2 separate regions of the Homo sapiens genome follow, and region 2 is linked to region 1. A link is an interaction called in ENCODE POLR2A ChIA-PET data of the cell type or tissue named here. Cell type or tissue: PC-9. All regions are shown on one strand. Each heading gives the region's core, and the rest is flanking DNA. Links, peaks and the distances in the headings are about the cores only.

What was found. Peaks named below come from ENCODE experiments on the same cell type or tissue, not always from the same donor. Only the 100,000 strongest peaks of a DNase experiment are listed, where the experiment ranks them.
Region 2: POLR2A ChIA-PET joins it to region 1 with 9 read pairs; 4 of 35 experiments call an interaction of 5 or more read pairs at or near these places.

The regions. Positions count from the first base shown.
Region 1 is chr6:73,030,391-73,035,075 of GRCh38, forward strand. The region is part of intron 2 of KCNQ5 (potassium voltage-gated channel subfamily Q member 5); the gene reads left to right. Among named protein-coding and RNA genes, the nearest start is that of MIR4282, 65 kb to the left of the region's middle. RefSeq lists an enhancer at 1,809-3,008. In PC-9, for the core only: no CTCF peak of the experiment used is centred there; a DNase peak (open chromatin) is centred at 2,391; H3K27ac peaks cover 972 bases.
Region 2 is chr6:73,086,801-73,091,485 of GRCh38, forward strand. The region is part of intron 5 of KCNQ5 (potassium voltage-gated channel subfamily Q member 5); the gene reads left to right. Among named protein-coding and RNA genes, the nearest start is that of KCNQ5-AS1, 54 kb to the right of the region's middle. In PC-9, for the core only: no CTCF peak of the experiment used is centred there; no DNase peak of the experiment used is centred there.

The DNA of each region.
Region 1 (4,685 bases), core at 1,377-3,876:
GAAAGCAAGTGAGCATACTAGTGTGCATGCAATGTGCACAGAAAGATGTGTTTTCCTACCTCTCAAAGCTCACCAAAGGATATTACTCATATTGCCACAAAGTACATTTACACCAATAACACATACTTTGGTAATGGGAAAAATAAATAATCTTAGGTAATAAAATGCACTTTGGTGCTTATAAAGGAAAATAATCATCATAGGTAGAAGAGGAGGAAGGCAAGACTAGGTTTTGATTCAAAATGTTTTCTGTTTTGCTAGGAAGTCTAGAAGGAATTTGGTCAAATGACCTGAGGAGGCAAGGAGATTTCTCCCAGTGGCACATGGCAGTCCACAAGAAGACTAGGGGCAGGGAAACAAAGCAAGATTGTATCTGATTTCTACAGGACTCCAACACTACCCTGCCAATACCCTTTTCTCCTCTGAAAGCCATGATCCCAAAGGTTTCCATTTCTTCCGGGTTTTTCACATTCTACCAACAAGCAGAATGTCTTCCCCACTGACAGCTCAACAGTTGAGCTTTTCGGGGTTCTACCCCTTCATCAACACAGCCTTTGCTTTCCTGGTTACTGAGTAAATAAAACACACTGGCCACTTCTGCTTAGCCTTCAGGAGCCACTCTGGCTCCACCCTGAAGTTCCATTTCCTCCAAGAACTAAGACATTTGGAGATTCTGCCTAAAATATGCTTAAATAAAAGGGATAAACTGTCTCTCACTTTCTTTCCCCCACAGCTTGTCTTAAGAACAACGGTGTAACCATTAGTGAAAAATCCTTTCAGGCTAGTAAAATGTAAAAAGAGAAGAGGTATCGGGTAACAACAAATGAAAATAAAATCATTCAGTGGTAGAAACCATAGGAGTGAAATTAGGTAGTTACTGTCCTCCAGCTTACATTAATCAAAATAAGCCCACACTGTCACTAAGACATCTTGCAGTAAGAAGCCATTCACCCTCTCATTGCAATTAGTGTCATAAAGCTGAATAGACAGGTCAGAAATGAAAATCATAGGCCAATTAAGTTATTCTCATTTTTCCACCTCCAGCTAGCTCTTTTTGAGAATTTTGATTTTAATAGATAATAAAACAGTATGCTAATTGGGTGGTGCTGAGCCTGAAGCCGTGAACTGAAGGAAACTTCAACAAACATTTGGCTAGGGCCTGCTCTAAGCAGAGGGGCTACGACAATGGGTAAGGCATTTCTCTAGAAACCAGCACTCAGCAGAATTTCTGGCACGAGATTTTGTGAGTTTTCTAGTGGTGTGTCTTATCTTCCCCCAATAGATTATAAACTCCTCGAGGGTGACAGAACACATTGCTGATCTTTATATCCTGCATGTTTATGGTATTCGGTAGACATTTATAAAATGAATTCATGAAAAGCAGAACATCTAGAAATGAAGTCAACATTGCAGAGAAGTTAGCTATATGAAACTCTGTAAATACCCTCAAGGAAGAAGGAAGAAGCAGATTTTCTGGAAATCAAGGGACCTCCCAGTATAAGAGCAATTCCTTTGGTCCAAAGAAGGGCAGCTATAAGAACAGAGACATAACTCCTCCGTAAGAAAAGATAAAAATTCTGAAAGTTCTCTAAGAACATGCCCAGCCCTGACCTGCCTCTCACTCTCAGTAGCATGGAAGCCGTACTATCTCTTATCTTGACACAAGCATCCACTTCAATCCACAGGACAAATATCACCAATATGAGAAGATAAGATCTGTTTTATAGTCAACTTGGCTGACATGTACTAATTTCTCAAGGTCAGGATAGCTCTCTAAATAGAAATACTTGTTTGTTTTAAGGAATTTTATTTAAATTTGTGTATCTTAAATTTTAATTTTGATCTCGGCTCACTGCAACCTCCACCTCCCAGGTTCAAGCAATTCTCCTGCCTCAGCCTCCTGAGTAGCTGGGATTACAGGCACCTGTCACCATGCCTGGCCAATTTTTGTATTTTTAGTAGAGACCGGATTTCACCATGTTAACCAGGCTGGTCTCAAACTCCTGACCTCAAGTGATCTGCTTACCAAGGTCTCCCAGAGTGCTGAGATTATGGGCATGAACCACTGCTCCCAGCCTCATGTAGTTCTTAAGAGGAAGAAAAGCCTATAGATTAGTGAGAAGTAGACAAATTAGCAATTTGAATCAAATGAAAACTTGGTTTGATTTCATTCATTTTGGAGACACTTTCGGTGTTTCCATTTTGATCTGATTCAGGACATTGATCTTCGATTCTAAGTTGCACTGGTTAATTTGTGATTATTTTACAAAATCATAACAGAATACATATCTGGGTCCAGTTCAAGGTACAGCAAGCCATTTTCAATGTTTCCAGCTTGGTGTTTATGATTCATACATGAATCATTTGGGCATGCAGACACACCCAAATAGAAACCTCAAACCAATTAAGGTATAAATAGGTTTAGGATGGGGGAGGATGGACAACAAAAAAAACCTCAGTAAGGCTCCTCCACAAAGGGCACCACTTCAGCTTGGTCCCATGGGCAGACTTCACCTGTGGCAGGTGAAGGGGAAAGCCTAAGACATCCTGTGCCCTGATGCAGATGTGACTTACAGAACATAAAACGTAAAGGCAGAAGGGATCATCTGGGTGGCTGCTCATACTAGGCAGGCATTATAGCTGCTGACAAGAGCCAACCCATCCCTAAGGATCTAAAATCACTACAAGAGAGGACGGAAGTCCTCTCATCATGGCATCCCAACTAGTAACTGGGATGCATAGGGCCACTCCAGGTAGGCAGCGAGGGGTAAACCAGGAATGTCCTGCTGTTCCCACCTCTTTTCCCCAAGCAGGGGGCACCCACTTCCTGCCTCCAGCCCATATGGTCTCAATTTATGGCCTCAATACCTGATAAAAAACCAGCCGTGATCCTTCCTTAGTAACAAAGTGTCAATCAGTCATTTGGAATGGGGCATTTTCAAACTATTGCCTCCCTATGATCTTCTGAAGAACCTCTGGGATAAATGAACATTGTTATTTAGGTATGGTTAAATGAATTACTTTTCAGGAGCAGATTTATATATTAACAGGTGTGAAAAACTTGAATGGATAAATCATTTATAAAGAAATTTCAGGAATCAACTAATCCCAAGGGGAAAGACCCACTAAGACACTAGATTTTGCTGGAGCTACTCAAACAAATTCATCTATCATATCTACCTAAGCCTTCCAATCAATGAGACTAGCCGCAGTGACACTGTCTGTCAAAACTACCTCAGTCATTTTTTTCCAAGGCAGGAAGCATCCATACCCCTTCACACCTTAATCTAATTTCCCCTATCTCCACCCCACTCCCACTTCTATGACCCCCTTCCCCCCATACCCACCCCCGAAGCATCTACTAGCCAACTTAGTGAAGTTCTGTCACGCTCTCACAACCACCTCTGTGCAGCAATGATTCTGTAAATATCCATGTGTCCTCAACACCAGGTCAAATTAGTCCCTTTGGTAAAAACATTCATTCCCTCAAATTCTCTTCCAATACACTAATATACCTTCCCAAAAAGTAAGGAGAAGCTTGAAAGCTAGCTGGATTGATGATGGTATGTGATGTTCTATAAGTTATAGTTAGTAAGCATGTTTTTAGGATATTTTTCTGCTCTCCAAAGAGACACAATTCCGGAAGATATTTACTTTTGTGTATTTCCACATTTTGGTTTAAGTTTGGAGCCATCTCTAGATCTTAATTTCATTCCCCTAATATGTGTTATACTAGTAGAATTTTCCAAATTACATAGAATTATAACTGCAACTCTTCTGACTGATGCCTTTTTTTTGCATTTTATGATGCAGTTTACATCACAAATTCTTTCCCTGCAGGGATTATGTAAAGAGGCATGTTGACCTGCTAGCCCTATGTTACTTTAAGTATATGCACACACACAAAAAGGAACAAAAACAGCTGGGAATTGATTATGTTGATATTCTGAATAAAAGCAATAGTTCTAATTATGTATGTCTAATTAGCCACAGCTCTTCAAGAATTGCTGCAAATGTCACAGGGTTTATAATGTCGGCATTTCATCTTCACGAAAATGCTATTTGATGGCATAAAACCAGAAAAAACTAATGGTCACAGAAGACAGCTTGTAGATTAGACAAAGGTCACTGTGTTTTAATGAACAGTGCTGTTAATTAATGAGAAAACAACTGGTACATGAGCTTTTAAGCATTGTGAATTTGTACCCAAAAAATCAATCTGCCTAAAACAATTTTAAGTAGCTAAAAAACAAAATAACGGCAAGAACATAATTTAAACCTCAAATGGTACAGCAGAGTTATATGTATCAATTAAATTGAATCACAGTTCTCAGGTGTGACATATGAAGAGGCTTCTTTAATGCCTGGAAAAGAGGGTTAATATGGATTGGTATTCTCAATACATATTGTAGATAAAATTCAAGACTAGCTCTACCACTGCCTCTTTTCTTTTTTTTTTTTTTTTTTTTTTTTGAGACAGTATCTCGCTCTGTTGCCCAAGCTGGAGTGCAGTGGCATGATCTCGGCTCACTGCAAGCTCCGCCTCCCGGGTTCACGCCATTCTCCTGCCTCAGCCTCCTGAGTAGCTGGGACTACAGGCGCCCGCCACCACACCCAGCTAATTTTTTGTATTTTTAGTAGAGACGGGGTTTCACCTTATTAGCCAGGATGGTCTCGATCTCCTG
Region 2 (4,685 bases), core at 1,255-3,754, 56 kb after region 1:
AGAGTCTCTACTGAAGATAGGTAGGAAAGGCCTCTCCAATGAGGGAGTATTTTGGATAAGACCTGAAGGATGAAAAGGAGCCCTGGGAAGAGTGAGGAAAATGGCAATTCCAGCTGAGGGAACAGCTTGTGCAAAGGCCCTGAGGCAGAAAGATCCTGGCTTGTTTGAAGAGCCAAAAGGCCACTGTCATTAAAGTGCAGTGAGCAAGGGTAAAATCAAAATGATCTTAGGTAGGTGGAGATGGCTTAATTAGTAGCTTAGAATTTATTTTGAATTCAACAGCTAGCCATTGAAGGATTTTTTAGATGGAAATAAGAAAATGATACCCCTTGCAGGTATATGAAGAAGGAACTAGAGGAAAGCAAAAGCAAAAGCAGAGAGAGCAATTAAGAGGCTACTATAGCAGCCTGGTCTACCATGGTGGCAGCAAAGACAGAGAAAAGGGGGTGAATTTGCAAAAACCTAAGGAGATCGAATCAACAGGACTTGCTGATAGATTCCGTGGGGGGAGTGAGGGAAATGAATAGTTAGGATGATTCTGAGGCTTCTGACATGAGCAAGTGGATAGATTGGTGGAGCTCTTGGTTAAGACAGGAAGGAATATATTTGGTAGAAATAAGAGTTCTGTTTTAGACACATTCAGTTAAATGACTGTGTGACATCTAAATGGAACTGTCAACTGCAGATATGTGAATTGGGAACTCAGAAAAGTGGTCTGGCCTAGAGATATAAATTTGGAGTGTTTAGCATAAAAGTGGCATTTAAATCTATGAGAACATTTAAGATCACCTGGAAAGAGAGAAAAAAGAGGGGATAGAAAAGAAAGGAAAGTCTAAGAAGAATACAATTTTTAAAAGAAGAAAAAGACTTAGAACAAAACCTTAAAAATCCAGTGTCCAAAGGTTGAAAAGGGTAAGAGGAGCCACAGAAAAAGAGCCACCAAGGAATACAAAGAGAAAACCATGGAAGTGAAGAGAAGAGTGCTTCTAGAAAGAGGTGGTCAGCTGAGCTGAATGCTTCTGAAAGGTCTGGCATCATAGAATTTGTCTCCCTCTTTATCAAACCTGCTTCTGAATTGTTCCCCCTCTTTCAAAGCCCAGGTAAGGTGGCATGACCAGAGCAACCACTTTCTCAGTGATTGCCAGTGACCACCTATCTCCACCATATTCAGTCTCTTTTTCTCAATGCTCATTGTCCTTGTTTTCTTTTTCTCTCTCTCTCTCTTTTTTTTTTTTTTTCCAGATGGAGTTTCACTCTGTTGCCCAGGCTGGAGTGCAATGGTGTGATCTTGGCTCACTGCAACCTCCACATCCTAGATTCAATCAATTCCCCTGCCTCACCCTCCTGAGTAGCTGGGATTACAGGCATGCACCACCACACCTGGCTAGTTTTGTATTTTTAGTGGAGATGGAGTTTCACCATGTTGGCCAGGCTGGTCTCAAACTCCTGGCCTCAGGTGATCCACCTGCCTCGGCCTCCCAAAGTGCTGAGATTACAGGCATAAGCCACCGTGCCCAGACTCACTGTCCTTGTTTTCTATTAGGCTGTGACATCAGAGATTACCTGGTCTTTGTGAAACTCTCCATTCTCTATTGAGTTTCCATTTATATAACCCTTTCCCGATTGTTCTACTTTTGAAAAACTTGAAAAACATGACATCCAAAGACATTCTTCTCTGACTTTCCTTTCCCTTCCATTCCTTAAATGTCTGTGTTTTTTGAGGTGTCCCTGGACCCTTTCTGTGTACCTTTTGTAATCTCAGTTATGCACATAGCTTTAACATCACCCTGTTACTGATTCTAAAACCCAAATCTCACGCCAAACCAAATTTCTCTCTCAGGACTCAAGCTCTCATTCTCAGTTTCCTGCTAGACATTTCTGCATTAGTCATACTGACATTTGAAAAACCATTATTTGCAAAACTAAACTCTTCACCTTTACTCCAAAACCTTCTCTTTTTCATTATAATGCTTTTATTTATGGTGCAACCATCTTCCCACTTAAAATTTTCAAGTCACTGTTAACTTAGTCTTTCCTTTTACCTCAATCAATAAATTTATTTCTATTGAACTTCCTAAACATTTCTCTTTACTCTCCACTCTCATAGTGTCTTAACTGGTCTCTGCACCTCTCATTTCTTCCTATTTCAATCTCTCCTGTACATTTGCTGCCATAATTTCAGCTTCTAAAAGCACTACTCTGATCACATTATGTACTTTGCTTACAAAAACCTTCCGTCAGTATTTCTGGGCTGCAAAACAAGAGAGCAGAATCCTATCCCACCCATAGGGCTTTCATTCCTTTATTCAGTAAATATATATTGAGTGACTACTGTATGCCAATCACTGTGCAAGGTGCTTGGATTCAGCAGTAAGATAAAGTCCCAACCCACATACAATTTACTTTCTAGTTGGGAAGGCAAACAATAAACAATTTAATCAATATACAATATCATTTCAGGTATTGATACATTCTATGAATAAAGATGAACAGAATAAGGATTTAGGAAACAGTTGGTAGGGAAGTAGCTTTTTTTGTTGTTGTTGATTTTCGTGGGGTTTTGTTTTGTCTTTATGAGAAAATGACTGTTATTATTATACAGTGTCCCCCAGCGATTATTTTTCTGTAAATTATTGGGGAACAGGTGGTTTTTGGTTACATAAGTAAGTTCTTTCACGGTGAGTTGTGAGATTTTGGTGCACCCATCACCCAAGCAGTATACACTGCACCCTATTTGTAGTCTTTTATCCCTCTCCTCCTTCCCATCCTTTCACCTTGAGTCTCCAAAGTTCATTGTGACATTCTTATGCCTTTGCATCCTCATAGTTTAGCTCCCACCTATGAGTGAGAACATAGGATGTTTGGTTTTCCATTCCTGAGTTACTTCACTTAGAACAATAGTCTCCAATCTCATCTAGGTGGCTGCAAATGCCATTAATTCATTCCTCTTTATGGCTGAGTAGTATTCCATCATGTATATATATATACCACAGTTTCTTTATCCACTCATTGATTGATGGGCATTTGGGTTGGTTCCACATTTTTGCAATTGTGAATTGCGCTGCTATAAACATGCATGTGCAAGTGTCTTCTTCATATAATGACTTCTTTTCCTCTGGGTAGATAACCAGTAGTGAGATTGCTGGATCAAATGGTTCTACTTTTAGTTCTTTAAGGAATCTCCACACTATTTTCTATAGTGGTTGTGCTAGTTTACATTCCAACCAGCAGTGTAGATGTGTTCCCTGTTCACCGCATCTCCACCAACATCTACTATTTTTCCACTTTTTTATTATGGCCATTTTTGCAGGACTAAGGTGGTATCACATTGTGGTTTTCATTTGCATTTCCCTGATCATTAGCGATGTTGAGCATTTTTTCATGTGTCTTGGCCATTCATATATCATCTTTTGAGAATTGTCTATTCATGTCCTTAGCCCACTTTTTGATGGGATTGTTTGTTTTTTTCATGTTGATTTGTTTGAGTTCATTGTAGATTCTAGATATTCATCCTTTGTCAAATGTATAGATTATAACGATTTTCTCCCACTCTGTGAGTTGTCTGTTTACTCTGCTGACTGTTTCTTTTGCCGTGCAAAAGCTCTTTAGTTTAATTAAGTACCAGCAATTTATCTTTGTTTTTATTGCATTCACTTTTGGGTTCTTGGTCTTGAAATCCTTGCCTAACTCAATGTATAGAAGGGTTTCTCCAATGTTATCTTCTAGAGTGTTTATAGTTTCAGGCTCTATATTTAAGTCCTTAATCCACCTTCAGTTGATTCTTGTATGTGGTGAGAAATGAGGATCCAGTTTAATTCTCCTACATATGGCTAGCCAATTATCCCAGCACCATTTGTTGAAAAGGGTGTCCTTCGCTTCTCAAAAGAAGACATTTATACAGCCAACAAAATTATGAAAAAATGCTCATCATCACTGGTCATCAAAGAAATGCAAGTCAAAACCACAATGAGATACCATCTCAAGCCAGTTAGAATGGCGATCATTAAAGAGTCAGGAAACAACAGATGCTGGAGAGGATGTGGAGAAATAGGAACACTTTTACACTGTTGGTGGGAGTATAAATTAGTTCAACCATTGTGCAAGACAGTGTGGCAACTCCTCAAGGATCTAGAACTAGACATACCATTTGACCCAGCAATCCCATTACTGGGTATATACCCAAAGTATTATAAATCATTCTACTATAAAGACAAATGCACTTGTATGTTTATTGTAGCACTTTTCACAGTAGTAAAGTCTTGGAACCAACCCAAATGCCCATCAATGATAGACTGGATAAAGAAAATGTGGCACATATACACCAAGGAATACTATACAGCCATAAAAAAGGATGAGTTCATGTCCTTTGCAGGGACATGGATGAAACTGGAAACCATCATTCTCAGCAAAGTAACTCAAGAAGAGAAAACCAAACACCACATGTTTTCACTCATAAGTGGGAGCTGAACAATGAGAACACATGGACACAGGGAGGGGAACATCACACACCAGGGCCTGTCAGGGGTTAGGGGGCTGGGGGAGGGATAGCATTAGGAGAAATACCTAATGTAAATGATGAGCTGATGGGTGCAACAAACCAATATTGCACATGTATACCTAGGTAACAAACCTGCACTTTGTGCACATGTACCCCAGAACTTAAAGTATAATAAAAAAGATAAAAT